2 separate regions of the Mus musculus genome follow, and region 2 is linked to region 1. Evidence: chromatin loops called from intact Hi-C (ENCODE). Cell type or tissue: left cerebral cortex. All regions are shown on one strand. Each heading gives the region's core, and the rest is flanking DNA. Links, peaks and the distances in the headings are about the cores only.

Evidence for each region. A loop is a pair of places that touch in the nucleus more often than their neighbours do. Peaks named below come from ENCODE experiments on the same cell type or tissue, not always from the same donor. Only the 100,000 strongest peaks of a DNase experiment are listed, where the experiment ranks them.
Region 2: a loop joins it to region 1, with 4 times the contacts of the local background. A loop is called at or near these places in 5 of 42 quality-filtered maps.

The regions. Positions count from the first base shown.
Region 1 is chrX:106,022,618-106,031,045 of GRCm38, reverse strand. It overlaps Atp7a (ATPase, Cu++ transporting, alpha polypeptide), which reads right to left and starts at 3,822. Exons shown (of 23, transcript NM_009726.5): 1 at 3,667-3,822. In left cerebral cortex, for the core only: CTCF peaks have their summits at 3,935 (motif pointing left) and 4,470 (motif pointing left); DNase peaks (open chromatin) are centred at 3,872 and 4,409; H3K4me3 peaks cover 1,553 bases; H3K27ac peaks cover 786 bases.
Region 2 is chrX:106,380,631-106,389,058 of GRCm38, reverse strand. It overlaps the pseudogene Gm6325. Among named protein-coding and RNA genes, the nearest start is that of Mir6382, 75 kb to the right of the region's middle. In left cerebral cortex, for the core only: a CTCF peak has its summit at 3,550 (motif pointing right); a DNase peak (open chromatin) is centred at 3,546.

The DNA of each region.
Region 1 (8,428 bases), core at 189-8,188:
AAGCAATGTATAATGATACCCACTTAATCAATTCAAAATGGAATATTTTATCCTCGTTTCTATGCGGAAAAGAAGTATTTGTGAAAATCAGTGTGCTCTCTCACATACTTGAACTCACAAAATGAGGAAATCAATTTGCTGACCACACAGGACAAACAACATGAAAGCAGAAACACAGCACCCACTCTGTAATTAACACAAATTGGAAATAAATATTGCTTCTTTTCTTGCCATATTCCCTCAATAAATTGAGTTTGCAAGTTTTCTGTTTTGTTTTGTTTTGTTTTGTTTTGTTGTTTCTTGGTCTTGCTATGTAGCCCAGGCTGGTCTCAAACTCTTAACTTGGCCTCTCAAGTGCTTCAAATTAAACATATACCACCACAGCCAGAAATAAGTTGTATCACATCAAGTCAAGCTACAGACTGAGAACAAGAAGTAAAAGAATTAGAGTTGTCAGAATGCGAGTTTGAACTGAACCACTCGCCATGATGTACCAGCTATCTGACTCATTCTTATTTTTACTGTGTCCTTGGGAAGATCTCTGTTTAATAACAAAACCCTGCGACCTATTATCCCACCACTTGGCAGGTAGAAACAAGAGAAATGGGAATCCAAGGACAGCTTGGGCTACATAAAACACTGTCTAAAAACGAACATAACATGCTTGCAAGATGGCCCTGCTGGTAGGGGTGCCTGCCACCAAGCCTCATGTCCTCTGACAACCACGTAAGAGCTGTTGCATACAGGCAGCCACGCAACATATCACATGTTCAAAAAAAATGAATAAAAATGTCAAAAATAACATTTTCTGACAGGATGTTAATCAGAGGAGAATGTTCTTTAAAAAAAAAAAAAAAAAAGCAAGGTCACCTGCAATCCTAGTACTCAGGGAGGTCTAGTCAAAGATCACTGTCAAATCCAAAGCTAGACTGATCTAGATAACAAGATCCAGACCGGCTGAGGCTTCATACAGAACTCCCACCACAAAAAGACAAAAAGACAAAGGGGTTGGGGGGGACTGGAGAGATGGATTCTACTTCCTCAGCTGAGTTTGGATCCCAGTACCTATGGCAGGTAAGTCAGTTCATAACCTTTGGTAACCTCAGCTCCAGAGCACCAGGCATGATCTCCTAGTTTCAAAGGACACGCCAGGGCTATGTAGTGAGAGACCCTGTTTTTTAAGACCAAAAATACTTGGAAAACTTGGACTGTCCCTTTAATAAAGATAAGTAATAGGAATTTTAGGAGAAAACTCTAAAATATGATTTTCATATATACTAAGAACTGGATAAGCTCAGACAAATATCTCTGACAATTTACTTCCCTAGTTCAAAAATGAATATATTTTCATTTTCTGTAATGTCAAAATTTACAAATAATATTTTGACAAGCAAATCTGAATATAGTATATAGAGAAAAATCAGTTCTTTTTGTTGTTGTTGTTCTCTTTTGTTTTTTCGAGACAGGGTTTCGCTGTGTAGCCCTGGCTGTCCTGGAACTCACTCTGTAGACCAGGCTGGCCTCAAACTCATGGAGATCCACCTGCCCTATCTACTAAGGGCTGGGATTAAAGGCGTGCGCCATCACTGCCTGTTACTTTTTGTTGTTGTTGTTTTAAAGAAAGCAGCCTTCTGCATTAAGAAACAAAGATGTTAACCTATCCTTCAGAAGAAAACTGTTTAACCTGGCTAGGTGCCACAAACCGAGATCTAAGACTGGCTAGAAGAGTTTCTATTACATTACCAAGACAGAGAGAGAAATCAATTTGGAGAAGAAATGCAAGGATTCCTTGAGGGGAAACTGGAACAACTTTTGGCTTTAAAAATTGTTATTCATTGCCAACTTTTTTTTTTTTTTTTGGTTTTTTGAGACAGGGTTTCTCTGTGTAGCCCTGGCTGTCCTGGAACTCACTCTGTAGACCAGGCTGGCTTTGCACTCAAGAGATCTACCAGCCTCTGCCTCCTCACTGCTGGGATCAAAGGTAGATACCACCACACCCAGTTGCCTTTTTTTTTTTTAAACTAAGACACAATAGTCAATCAGAATTAAAAACTGATTGAGGCTCAACAAAAAAAACACAACAAGGGGGCAGCAAGGCATGCTCCCACACAGGACCGCTACCTACTTACTTTAGTGTCTTTTACATTGCAGGTTATATTCCCATTAAGCCTCATACATTAACTGCGTTTATCATTCCCATTTTTTTCTACATGTAGGCTTTTGGTGGGTTAACAGTTCTATATGACTATCCTTCATGACTTCTTTTATGTTTTGATTTTATTTCAAGGTGTCAGGGATAGAATCCAGGGCCTTGCTCATGGAAGGGTAAACTCTACCACCAAACTACCTCCGCAGACCTTACTCTTTTTGTTCCCTCTTGAAATCTTGAAAGGCGTGTTTATTAGAAATAGAGACGTGTATGTACAGTGCCCTCACCAGTATTTCTGTGCCTGGACTATCCCCCCATTCCTCCACCCCTACAGAGCTAAGTCCTGTTCACTGTTCCAGACACAGCTCTAGTGCTTCTTTCCATACAACTTTATAACACTTCCTGGTTGTAATATATGTTACTGAGATTTTAAATGACTGTGTGTTCTTTTCTTTTCCTACTTCATTGTGGGACACTCAGGTACAACAACAAAACCTTCACTACCATAGATACAAGAAAGTTTGAAAATTAAAAAAAAAAAACTAAAACCTCTCTCTTCAAAATAATCTTTCTTTAAGAAGGATAGTAGAAACAATCTAGGTTGTTTATTCAATTATTTGCTAGAACCCACAGTCTTCCTGACCAAATTCGATTCAGTTGATTGCAAACTCTTTTGAGTCCAGGAACTGTCTTAATTTGACATCACCCCATCTCTCTCACTTCAATATCACACCTAATTCAATGTTCTGCACACACTGTCTCAATACAAAGCCGTATTACTAAGTAATGAGGCTATAATTAAAACAAAGTTCAGACCCTAGGAAAATATTGGCTTGTAAAAGCATGAGTGTTGTCCGAGTTTAAAATAACCTCAGCATCTACAACAAAAAGAGTCAAAAGGAAGATACAATCCAGCATGTGGGAGGCACTGAATTCAACCCCCAGCACTTAAAAGAGGGAGAAAGGAGGAGAAAGGGGCAGAGGAAGAGCCTCAGAAAAGCGGCGCAGGGTGGGACAGGGATGGCTGTAACTTTACTGGAAATGGAGCACAAAGAACAAAAAGGGGTAACGAGCCTCCGTTTAGTTTATGCTCCCAGAGCGTGACAAGAAGCCAAATACCCAGTTTTAGAAAAATATTTAATCAGTGATGGTGGTCTTCGGAACCTCATTTTCTAAAGTAGAAAGAGATGTCATTAATCAAAGATCCCAGTCCACAAGAAGTCCAGTGCGCGGTTCAGACCTTCTCGTGTCCACAATTAGCACAGGCCACAGATGATCAAAATACTCTCTTCCAGGAGAGTACAAAAAAAAAAAAAAAAAAGTGGCACAGGTCAGGTCCCAGCCTCCTTTCTCTGCCCTGGTTGAGAGGGTAAAGCCTAAGTGTGGTTAAATATGTGAGTTGTGAAGGAGTTTGGAGATTGCCCCAGCTTAAAGTGGTGACCTTCTCACCATCCTAGATCGTACAGACAACTGACAAAAGAGTGAAGTCGCCGATGGGAAGCCGCTCTGGGACTCACCTGGGTTTCCAGGGCTGGGGTTCGAGCTCTGGAGCTCCGCAGGGCGCAGGGCGGCAGCGATTGACCAGCACGCAGCCTCCGCGCTCGCACACACAGAAGAGTCTAGGCGCAGGCAGCGGCAGCTCCTCCCTCGACGGCTTTCCCAGCCCACAAAGTCGCCCCGCCCTCCTCCGAGGCCCCCACTTCCGGGCGATGCCAGGGCCCGGAAGCTGGGCCGACTAGGGAAATGGTCCACGTCACGTGAAAGGGAGCACGCGCCGGGAGCTCCTTGCGCCCCCTGGTGCACGCATGCATTCTCAGCCAAGATGTAAAGTTAGGCGCTTGCAGTCGCCTAGGCTCCCAACCCCAGTGCCTAAGACAAACGCAACAAAACGGAGGGAAAGTACTTGAATAGTGAGGGCTTGCCATAAACCACCCATAGATTGTCCTTGCCAGCATAAAATATCATAGACCTGGCAAACCGTCTTTACTTACTAAACTAACTCCAGACAGGAAAAATCAGAACCAGGAACTTCCCCCTCATCCCTCTGATGAAAAATGGCATTGTGGTTTGGCGGGGTGGCTTGTTCCTGTAATCCTAGCACTTGAAAGGAAGGCAAGAAGATGAATTGAAACCAGCCTAGAGTTCCTAGCCATACTGGGATATAGAGTAAGAGCCTGTCTCAAAGAAAACTTTCTCCAGGCTGAAGAGATAGCTCAATATTTAAGAGCATTAATAACTCCTCTTCCAGACCATGCAAAGCAGCTCACAACAGCTGGTCCAGGGAATCGATGCCCTCTTCTGGCCTTCTAAGGCACTGCCTACTTGTGCACAGATGTCCATGCAAACAAAACATCCATACACAAAAAAAATAAATCTACCCAAATGATAGACTGCTGCTGTAAACTGAGCTCTAAACCCACATAAATGATGTAGTACACACACGCGCGTGCACACACACACACACACACACACACACACACGATTTTCTCAAATAAAACATAACGACATCATTCAACGGGGTTGGCAGTTCCTTGAGTTTAATCCCCTGCAGGAAGATGTTTACCACCAAATCTGCTGACCTGAGTTCCATCCCTGGTGGAGGGAGAGGACTCCCACAAATTGTCGCAAATTGTCCTCTGGTCTTTACGCTTGGGATAGTACATAGAGCACACCCACAAATAAATACATGTAAAATAAATAAAAATGGACTGGAGCGATGGCTCAATGGCTAAGAGCACATACAGACCCAAGTTCAGATCCCTGAATTCACAGTGTGATAATGTGTAGCTGGGTTGTTACTTTGTGGGCTCTTCGATTTCCCATCCTTTATCATCCCCCCAACTCCCCAATCCCTGTTTCACCACCTATCACTAGATAGGAGAGAAAGGATAGGAGGGGAGAGAGAGAGAGATCCCTGGAACCAATTTCTTTCTTATTTCTTCTGTGAGCACAACCACTAACAAACCAAAACCAAACCTCCTGAAAGACTACCAACCACAAACCAATCTATCGGGGCACTAGCATTTATATACCCAGAATGCCAAATGTCACACAATCACAGAAACTATCTGCAGCTGGCAAAACCATGCTTCTGCTAGAGTGCCAGGCAAATCATGCACAGCTGCTGTGGATACTGCGAAGCAGTTCCATATCCCACGTCTGGGATTAAAACTAAAACACATTCCTATATTTCTGTGTTGACTAAAAAAAACCAAAACTCCAGAATTCTCAGTACAATAATGGGTCGTTCACAACAACTGTAACTCCATGCCCTCCTGTAAGGGGGGCGCCTAGCACCTTCTTCTGAACTGAGGTCACTTACAGCCACATGTGCACATAATTTAAATTTTTTTTTCTAGTATAAAGATTTATTGTGGTGGAAGGAAGGACTTAGAAGAGGGGTAGAGGCAGTGAAAGGGGGGTGGTGAGAAAGACAGGAAGAAAGGCCAGCTGGGAACATGTGGGAACAGAGAGAGTGAAGTCTTAAAATTACATTTTAAAAAGAAACTAAGGCAACTTATAAGTGGGCTCCCAAATATCAGCAAACTGAGTTATAGGTGCAAAATGATTGGTGTTGAACTAAAAGAACATCACTATTCACATACATTTGGCCACTTGGGACACATTTTCCCTCAATACAATTGTCATGGAACTAAAAAATTAAAAAACTAAATAAATCATTTGATGGGGGAACCAGAAAATAAGCTTTAGAGAATCAGAATAGCAAGTCAGCTATCCCTCTAGTTAATCTAGACACTGGTTTACCCGTCACTCACAGCCTCATTAAAGTATCATCTTTGCCTGCATCCTCTATTCTCTGAATACTTGAGCATATTGATATTCTTTTCATGTTTACTATATTGAATGAACCATTATAAGGCAATGTCTTTAGAAAGTTTTCAGGTTTGCTGGGAGTTCAGCAAATACTAAACACCTCCAAATTCCTTCAATATGGGATCAACATATCCTTAATGAAGTCACCAGGTAAGACCATAACATCTGGACCTGAGAAAATGACTCTTCCGTTAAGAGAACTTCCCAGAAAGGCTGACAACTGTCTGTTAAGTCCAGCGCCATAGAAATAGAAAATACATAATTCCATTTCAGAGTAAAGTTAAAAACAGGACCTACGGTATCCATCTTAATCTAACAGTATTTCATAGTCCCTCAAGGAATCTTAAAGGATTGCTTAGTGCTTCTGAGGTAAGCTATCTCAAGTCTTCAGCTACAGAAATGCATAACAGAGAAATTTAGTGACCTCCCAGCTCCAGGTAATTATAAAATCCAAAGTAATGTGTTAGTTATAACAAACAGTTTAATTAAAGGTAGAACTTGCCTGAATGAAGCAGGAAAGCAACAAGGTTCCAATATTGTAGGGACAAAACTCAACTTCATTTCAAAACTGCTTCATTTCTACTAGTGGTCATGGTAGTGTTAAAATCACCCATGAAGACGGGCGTGCTAGCGCACACCTTTAATCCCAGCGCTCGGGAGGCAGAGGCAGGCAGATTTCTGAGTTCGAGGCCAGCCTGGTCTACAAAGTGAGTTCCAGGACAGCCAGGGCTATACAGAGAAACCCTGTCTCCAAAAAACAAAACAAAACCACCCATCAAAGCCAGGTGTGGTGGCACATGCCTTTAGTCCCAGCACTCAGGAGGCAGAGGTAGTCGGAAATTTGTGAGTTCAAGGCCAGTCTACAGATGGAATTCCAGGACAGCCAAGGTAGAGAAACCTTGTCTCAAATAAAAATAAAAATAAAAATAAAAATAAAAAAAAAATAAGTACAAGAGAGAAGAAAGCTGGGGGGTTGGGTCAGTAAGGTAGGGCATTTGCTGCCAGGACCTACATGGTAAAGAGCCTACCCACTTCAAGTTGTCCTCTGCGAATTGTCCTCTGACCTTCACATGTGGACTGTGGCACATGTCAATACAACACACACATACACACACACACACATACACATACAAAATAAGTAAATGTAAAATGCCACATGAAGTTGACAACTATCACTTACCTGACAGAAAGGACAACTCAAGAAAGAGGGACTGTGACGGGGGACTGGAAGGAGGCAATTAGGATGTAGTGATTAATGAAAAAAAAATAAAAGAACAAACCGTAGTGTACATTATTACCTCATCATAATGAGTGCTAGCTCGAAGCTCAAAAGCTATACAACCTAAGGTGTTAAATGTATTGTTTAATCAACATTTCAGATTGATCTGTATTTCGATGGATTAGTACTAGTTTGAATATTTCTACAGATCTCATAAAAAATGTTCTAAACTGGGCTGGAAAGAAGGCTCAGAGGTTAGGAGCACTGACTGTTCTTCTAGAGGTCCCGAGTTCAATTCCCAGAAACCACATGGTGGCTCACAACCATCTGTAATGGGATCTGATGCCCTCTTCTTGTGTGTCTATAGTGTACTCATATACATAAAATGAATAAATCTTTAAAAAAAAAGTTCTACCGGGCAGTGGTGGCACATGCCTTTAATCCCAGCATTTGGGAGGCAGAGGCAGGTGGATTTCTGAGTTTGAGTCCAGCCTATTCTACAGAGTGAGTTCCAGGGCAGCCAGGGCTACACAGAGAAACCCTGTCTTGAAAAACCAAACAAATAAATGTTTCAAGTTTTTTGTTTTTGTTCTTTTTTGAGACAGTGTCTCAACTATGCAGAGCCTGACTAGCCTGGACCACTGCGATGTGATCCTCCCTGCCTCCCTGCCTCAGGAGTACTGAGATTGAAGGTATATGCTACCACACCCAGCTTAAATGTTATCAGAGGCAGAGGCAGGCGGATTTCTGAGGTCGAGGCCAGCCTAGTCTACAGAGTGAGTTCCAGGACAGCCAGGGCTACACAGAGAAGGCCTACCTCGAAAAAAAAATTATCAAACAGCATTAACATAGTTATAAATCTTGAAAACATATATATATAACATAGTTATAAATCTTGAAAACTATTTCTAGTAAATAGAATATGAAATTCCTATCAGATAAACTGCTAAAAGCAACAGAAATTCCATGTTCTGCTTATTAAAACCATCTTCTGGGGGCTGGAGAGATGGCTCAGCAGTTAAGACTGCTCTTCCAGAGGTCCTGAGTTCAAATTCCAGCAACCAGATCACAAACATCTGTAATAGGATCTGACACCCTTTTCTGGTGTGTCTGAAGACAGCTGTAGTGTACTTATGTATAATAAATATATTTTTTAAAAAACATCTTTTGCTTATTAAAACACCATAAATTATAGACTTCAGCTCTTAAAAAAAGGAATGGAACTT
Region 2 (8,428 bases), core at 65-8,064, 360 kb before region 1:
CCATTGAGGTGTTTGATAAATACATTCAGAGCCATTGTCAAATTAAATGGGAGGCATGAGAAATGACTTCTCTTACAAGCCTTGAGGCTAAAATGGAGACACATTTGTTAGAAGTGGGGAAAGCCTCTACCAAACCTGTGAAAGTGTCAACTACAGCTACTACCAGGAAGTACTTGGTGTATCTTATGGGAAGACGGGATGAGTTGCACAGTAAGTAGATGAGTACGGAAAGGTGGGTGCCTAATACTAGCTTGAAGAGAGACCATTGACAGATGTTACATTGTTCACAGAGATCCTGTAAGCATTTTTTCATAAGAGGGCAGAGATGAGCTTGTGTACTAAGAACATGTCAGAGGGGAAAGAGGTTGGCCTGGAAAGTAGCAATGGCTCTCATGGAGGGAAAAAAAATTCTTTTCAGGGGAGGAACAGAATAGTAGGTTGTTAAAATACCAGTAGGGTTGTCAAAAGTTGGCTTTGGTGGATCTGGTATGTTCTGATGGTATGAGAAGAAAAATCTGAAAAGATGAGAAGCTATGTAACACAGTCAGAGGGAAAAGATAGTGGGACACATCATGGCCCTTCACCAACTAATAGAATCAGGGGTTAGGCAGTCATGTTTCCAAAGTTGAGCCTTCAGGTAATGGGGCTGCTTCCAGGACACACAGGAGAAATTTCCTGTTAATAAGGAGAAGCCCTTTGAAGTGAGGAAGCACTATTCTATCCAAGTGTGGGAGTCTGAATGAATGATATCATAGGAATGTTTAAAGTGAGTGTAGATGCTAATTGTCCAATCTGTAGCTAGGTGTATGACACCCATTGGCCAATGAACTCTGCATGCTAAAAAATGAAGGGAACTTGCCTCATCCACCCATTGGGGAAGCAGCCAAAATCATAATGGTAGCACTCTAAGACTGTTGTCAAGCCAGATGGATATGGGGGTTCCTAGAAAACTACCATCAGTGAGCCTATCCAGAGGTCCAGGAATGGGAATTCCCACAAAAACATAAGGGCCTATCCATTACCTTGTAATAATTATCAAGCATTTGGACCACAAGAAAGATATTACCTGAATTTGTATAGAGAGAAGAGTGGTTAGGGTTGAGCGGATTCCAGGGCTGAAGAGAAACTGGACATTGGAGAAGGCAAGTGTGACAAGTCTGGGAACAAAAGGAGGAAGTTGAGGACAGTGCAGAAGGGCTGATCATGTTGCACATAGGTAGGGTCAAGCCACGGGTTGAAGGATAATAACTTTAAGGGGCCTGGGGATGAGCAGAATGGCAGGTTCTTGAACATTAAGGCATAAGGGGCCAGCTCTGAAATATAGAGAAATGGGCAACAGGTCAGAGTGAGTCTCCTATTCGTTGGACTAGATGGACTAAGACCTACTTACGAACACCAGAGCGGTAAAGGTCAGGAAGTGTCAGGAAGGGTTGGGAGCCCAAGGGCAGGAGTTCCTGAGGGCCTGATTCAGGGCTATAAAACCTTGCTGTGTGTCTGGACTGGAAACAGATGACAATGAGATCATCTTTGGATGCAGCATAAGAAGGTTGGGAGACACTAGGGAGGACACTGGAGACCTACAACTGTAAGTAGCCACTGTGGCATAAAACTGAAGGGGGGTCTCTCTGTCTTAGAACTACTTGGGTCTACTCTATTGGGAGAAGAATGTTGTGGGGAGAGGGGGATATTTGGAGGGAAGAAAAGGGAGAGTCAGAGGGAAAGACAGGAGAGAAGAAACAAGAGAACCTGATTGCAACTGAAAAACATTCCAGAAATGATAGGCTTTGTCTCCAAATCCCTGCTGAGAACCTGCCAGGTAAGTTGCTGGGAGAAGTTCTAATCAGGGTCAGTCCAAGTGAAAAGATTGCAGAAAGATATCAAGATTTTGTTGGAGTATAATGGTGAACAAGGGAACTTTAGTGTCTGTTATTGAAAATGGAGGTGATGTCTGGGGGATCTGAGAGGAAATAGTAGACAGTTGGGGGATTCATGGATGGACAGCAAGTAGGAGACTATCGTCCTGTCAAAAGTCTAGAAAAAGGTGGGAGAAACATTGGGCCTTCAAATACTAAAGATGGGCATGTTGTCAATGGCAACACAGTTTGTGGGCATGGGGATATTCACAAGGTGAGTAGAACAAGATTGACACAGGTAAAGCCAACAGGAGGCAGAAGACTTGTAAAGAGAGAACTTCCTACCATTTTTCTGGCTCTGAACCTAAAGTGATTGAAGTTCCTGAGAATTTGCCAAGTCACATATGCTATTAATACCACAGAGAGTTATTCAATTTATATTAGGACTGGAGCATTGGATAGGTCAGATTTTACTCCTGAGACCCCTGACCTGTGTCCCTGTCAGGATGTCCATCAACTGTGGGACACTTCCAGGGGAGGACAGAAAAGGAAACATCAGGCATCCCAGTAAGAACTCCTTGGACTCTCCATAGAGGAAGTATCCAAGGAACAGATTTCCTAGTCACCTTGGGAGAGAAGGAGCGAGAAAAGAATCACTGAACACTTCCAAGAAAAAAACAAGAAGCCTTCACAATGCCAGAGCTGCTACAGAAGGGAACGTGAGAGAAAATGGTGGAGGGAGCTGAGGAGGAGAGGGAGTAGAGGAGAAGAGAGGAAAAAAGGAGAGAGATGAGAGAACAAGTGGGAGAGGAGAGAAGAGATAGGTGAGAGTAAAAGAGAGAAGTGAGAGATAAAAAGAGTGATCCAGTCCAATGGTTCACCTAGTACATAGAGTGTTGGAGAAGGGATACATTCTGAAGAGGGTTTGGGGTATCATGAGCAGGTTCCCATACTTCTACAAAATGTATAATCATCTTCATGCTAACTGAGTGCAAGACTGAAAGAAAGGAGGAAGAAAGGAGAACAGGGAGGGAAAGCCAGTGACCTCCCAGAATAGAGTACAAGATGACCTACCACAATCAGCTGCTTCCTGGGTTGCAAGAAGACCCTAACACTCTGGACGCAGATCCACAGCAGTGGGGACAGATTAATTTTGAAATAAACCTTAGGAGGTCTCTCATCACAGAAGGTGTTAGAACAAATGTCTCTTACAGGCTATGGTTTTATCAGAGATGGGGAAGGGGCTGAGGTCAAGTTGAACAGGTGAAAATCATGGTTAAACAGAGATGCACAGGAATGATGTTAGTGGTGTGAACTGTGGGAACCTGGCTATGGGAAAATGAAACTGCTAGTGACAGGAAGGAGGGATTATTCAAACTGGAATTTATTGACAGGAGGAGACAGGGCTGGAATGAAGGCTGCCAATGACTCATGTTCTTGTTCTCTCCCACAAGCATGGGCAGTTGTCCTAATTTAGGTTTGTTCTTTGGGTGGAGGTTGGCCTTCCCTCACAAGGCAGAGAGGTACTTTCTTGCTTACAATGGCCCTGTACTTTGTTGATTGGAAATGTCCTGAGAGAAACATATAGCTGAGTAACTTTTAGAACTCATGTCTAAAATGTCCTGACTGACAACAGCAATAATAGGAAGGAGTCCTTTGGAGCAAAAATGAGCTGATTCCTTGAGAATAAGCAGGGTGGCCACTAGATAGAGCTCTAGGGCTTTCTAAGATAATCAGGAAATAGACAATTCTGGCATCCATGTACAGATCTTGCTTTGTCTTTGTTTAATCTTCAAGTATTCAATTTATCAGATGTACAATTTTATACCTTTGTAATAATATTATAGCATATACATAATATTCTTTGCAGACTTGTTTATAATGACAAAAATATATTTTAAAACATATCCTATACCTACTTGTTAGTGACTATATAATATATGGAGATAGTGGAGCACTAGAAAATGCTTTATTAGCCTTATTTATAATAGCGAGAAACTGGAAAGAACCCAGATGTCCCTCAACAGAAGAATGGATACAGAAAATGTGGTACATTTACACAATGGAGTACTACTCAGCTATTAAAAACAATGGATTTATGAAATTCTTGGACAAATGGATGTATCTGAAGGATATCATCCTTAGTGAGGTAACTCAACCACAAAAGAAGTCATTAGATATGCACTCACTGATAAGTGGGTATTAGCTCAGAAACATAGAAAACCCAAGATACAATTTGCAAAACACAAGAAAATCAAGAAGAGGGAAGACCAATGGGTGGATACTTCATTCCTCCTTAAAATAGGGAACAAAGTACCCATGAAAGGAGTTACAGAGACAAAGTTTGGAGCTAAGACAAAAGGATGGACTATCCAGGGACTACCCCACCCAGGGATGCATCCCATAATCAGCCACCAAACCCAGACACTATTGCATATGCCAGAAAGATTTTGCTGATGAGACCCTGTTATGGCTGTCTCATATGAGGCTATGCCAGTGCCTGGCAAATAGAGAAGTGGATGCTCACAGTCATGTATAAGATGGAACACAGGGCCCCCAATGGAGAAGCTAGAGAGAGCACTCAAGGAGCTGAAGGGATCTGCAACCCTATAGGTGGAATAACAACATGAACTAACTATATGAACTCCCCAGAGCTTGTATCTCTAGCTGCATATGTAGCAGAAGATGGCCTAGTCGGCCATCACTGGGAAGAGAGGCCCCTTGGTACTGCAAACTTTATATGCCCTGGTACAGGGGAATGCCAGGGCCAAGAAGCTGGAGTGGGTGGGTAGGGGAGCAGGGCGGAGGGAGGGTATAGGGAACTTTCAGGATAGCATTTGAAATGTATATACAGAAAATATATAATAAAAATATATTAATTTTTAAAAATGCTGTATTTTCTCATTTTTCTGCACCAACCCCTGTATCTTCAATATGTATACACAGAATATATATATATATATATATATATATATATATATATATATATATACTTCAAATATTTTTATTGAAGAAAATTAAGAAAAGCTTTTAAAGTAATTCATGATTTGTCAGTGTTCTTTGGATGCTTAGGTAAAAGGACTTGAGATTTTATGATTACTACTGAACTTTATTGCATTTATTATATCTCTTAGAAACTTATCCTCACAGAAGAGTGAGCCATAACCAACCCGATGAGAAGACTGTAAAGACTGGAGAATATTCAAAGAAGAAAATAAGAGATCACCAATTTGGTGAACACAAGACTGCCTCTACATTTAGTGACACAACTTTGCTTCTGAACAAAGCCATTGACACATCTGCTCCTCCTGGTACTCTCTGTCCTTACACTGTGAATACTGCTCCAGATACTAACACTGATAACAATACTTCAGACACTTACTCTCTGAATACTGTCTTAAACAGTTGCACTATTGACAGTGCTCCAAGAAACATGGCTGACAATAATCCAGACACTAATCCTACTAACAGAATCACTAGTTCTTCTGCTCATACCCCAAGCATTTCTACCTCAAATGTGGGCTTTTACACTGACATCAATAACAATATTATAGGCCCTTCCATAAGTAATTACAATCAAGTCACCTATGATGAAACTCACGAACCACCAGATGCTAAGAGTATTCCAAGCTGTACTTCTGAGAATGCTTGCAACACTTTCTTCTCAACTAATGATGGCCTCAGACCTTCTAATGTTGCCAGCATTTCTGAAAACGTTCATGGAGAGACAGAGGCTAACATGGGAGCTAGAGACAATAAGCAGATATTAGGTGAAAACCAAAAGAAGAGTCAGTCGTCAAATGCATCACTGAAAGGTAAACACAGGAACCCCATTCTGTTGTCAATGAGGGTACAAGCCAAATAATTTGGACTCACAGTGCATTTTAAATAAATTTTTATTATACATAATTATCTATTTATATGTGTATGTGAACAAGGGAGATCAGAGGGGAACTTAGGGGAGTTTGTTTTCTCCTTTCAAAGATGCAGGTCACTGGTTCAAACTCAGGTTATAGTGCTTTGTAGAAAGTACCTTTACTGTCCAGGTCACCTTGCCAGCCAATTCAAACTTTTAGAGTGCCATTCTCTGCTTCTGTTTCCCTTCACATCCACTTTTTCTAATTTATTTTTAATGTATTATTAATTGACATGTAATAAGCCTAAACTTATAAAATGCAATGAGACATTTTGATAAACATTTATATACGGGATATATAAATATAATTTGGAATTAGAAAATGAAGATAACTAACATCCATCATCTCACTTATCGATTAGGATTGGATTTTTCTTTTCTTTTTTATGTTGAAACATATGAAAATGTATGTCCACTGTATTGAAATATACCTTATAACGACTAAGTCATCCTGCTGTTCAATAACTCCAAACACCTATTCCTTCTACATGAATTTTATTTCCTTTGATCGGCAATTCCACCCTGCTCCGATTTCCTGATTATTATGTTTCTTACAACTTTACCTAATTCAACATACAAGTGAGATCATGACGTTTAATATATATGTTCACTGGGTTCTGATTCAAATCTTTAAATACAAATTTAATTGGGTCTTACTAGATTTCATAGTGATGACATATTTGCAGTCTGATCTAACTCTTTTCTCTTGACTTTCCCAAAATATTATTTTTGTTTGAGGTCTTTTTTCTTACTTTTAGAACACAATACAGAGTACAGAACACAGCCATGTTGTTTTGCCATTGGAAAACCTGTGGTATGTAACAAAAGTAAAGATTTCATGCTCTTCCATCTTTTCCATCTAAACCCTCCAAATTCATTTCTATTTTTAAAGCATTTACTGTGTTGATATTTTCATACTCTTCTGCAGCAATGCAATAAGATCCAGTGTGGCATCATTAAAGATAGGAGTGGTGGCTAATTAGTTAATCATAGTATTTAAGCACCTAATATGAGAATTGGAGCTAGTATGAAACAACTAAAGAAAAGTTTGCATTTAAAAGTAGAGATTATGACTTTTAAGTATACTGCTTGCATTTTCTTCATTTTAGGTTTCTAATATTCAAACCCAATCTGCTACTGTTTCATGGACTCAGAAGTGTAACAAAAAATGTGATATTAATTCTTCTATGACATATGAATTGGCACTGTCCAGCAATGGTAAAAATGGACCCTATAAAAACATTTATATGTAAGTGTTTTTAATTATCTTGCATTATTTAATTCAAGCATACAATATAAACATATAGTCACTGTGCCCCAACTTGCACCTAGGCTGAATTCCTCATTTTCTCCTAAATTCTTTTTGACAGGAGTGGGTATCTAGTAGTAACTTACCAAGCCAATCCACATAGCTTATTAAAATCATGGTATGTATTCAAATATCTACTCATCAGCTAGGCAGTGGTGGTAATCACCTTTAATGCTAGCACTCAGGAGATAGAGGCAGGGTGATCTCTGAGTTAAAGGCCAGCCTGGACTACAGAGGGAGGGCCAGGAAAGCCAGGGCTACAATACAGAGAAACACTGTCTTGAAAAACCTAGATAGATAGAAGGATGGATGAATGGATTGATACAATTTTATTTTGATAATTTTTCTTCTTATTCAGAGACTCGATATGAAAATGTAAATTTATGCAAAGTTTTATTTCTTTGATAATTAATACTTAAAGTTGTGCTATCTAATAATCTTAGCCAACAATCCTCTATGCTGTGTAGCAGAGATGGGGTTATGCAAAATTGGCTTGCATGGAAATCTTTCTCTGGTATGTCATGTATTTTATGAGCACCACTACCTTAAAAAGATAAACAAGTTAGCTTTCAGCATTGTGAGGAGGAGAGGGAAGAGGAGGAGCTACATCAGGAGGAGGAGACTGCCTATTTGCTTCCACCTCTGATTACCCTTTGCTCAAAAGCAAAGTAGCCTTTGATTAAAAGTATCACTATCTTCCATTTTAGAGATTTCTTTTTAGGATCTAGAGCTCTAGATGTCTTTGCTCAGGAAGACATAGCTGTAGGAATATAATCCCTCTGTTCGTGTGACAGACAGGATCTCACCCAGAAAGTTCTTCTTAAACTGAATAAATTAATTGTATGAGGCATGCTGTTCTTCTAAAGCATTTGGTATCTACACACTTTTGAATAAGCTACTTAAGACCAAACCTAAACTATTTTGGTTAAATATATACAGTAATAAAATGCAAACTGGATAGTTTGAATGAATATGGTATAAATATATACTGAATGAAGAGACAAGACAAACTCAGAACTACCTGGTGGCTGCTTTCCTGATGACTACTTTGTTCAGCTCCTTCAGCTTCCTCTTGGTGCAGGTGTGCAGATGAGTAGTAGAGTGGATTTGCAGATGTGTATCCCCACCCTCTGAACTTGAGCCTTAGAGACATAGAGCAGTTCTGTGGTGTGTCCACTAGATGGTGAGATAGTAAAAACCACATAGCTCCCAGATCATACCATCCCTCAAAAACTTGATATGCTCCTCAATGGAGGCTGCAGCCTACTAAGAACATTACTTTGACCTCATATAAAGTGGTTTAAAGTGATTGAAACTTTCAGAAGAATTATGGTTCTTTATCAGTTGTTC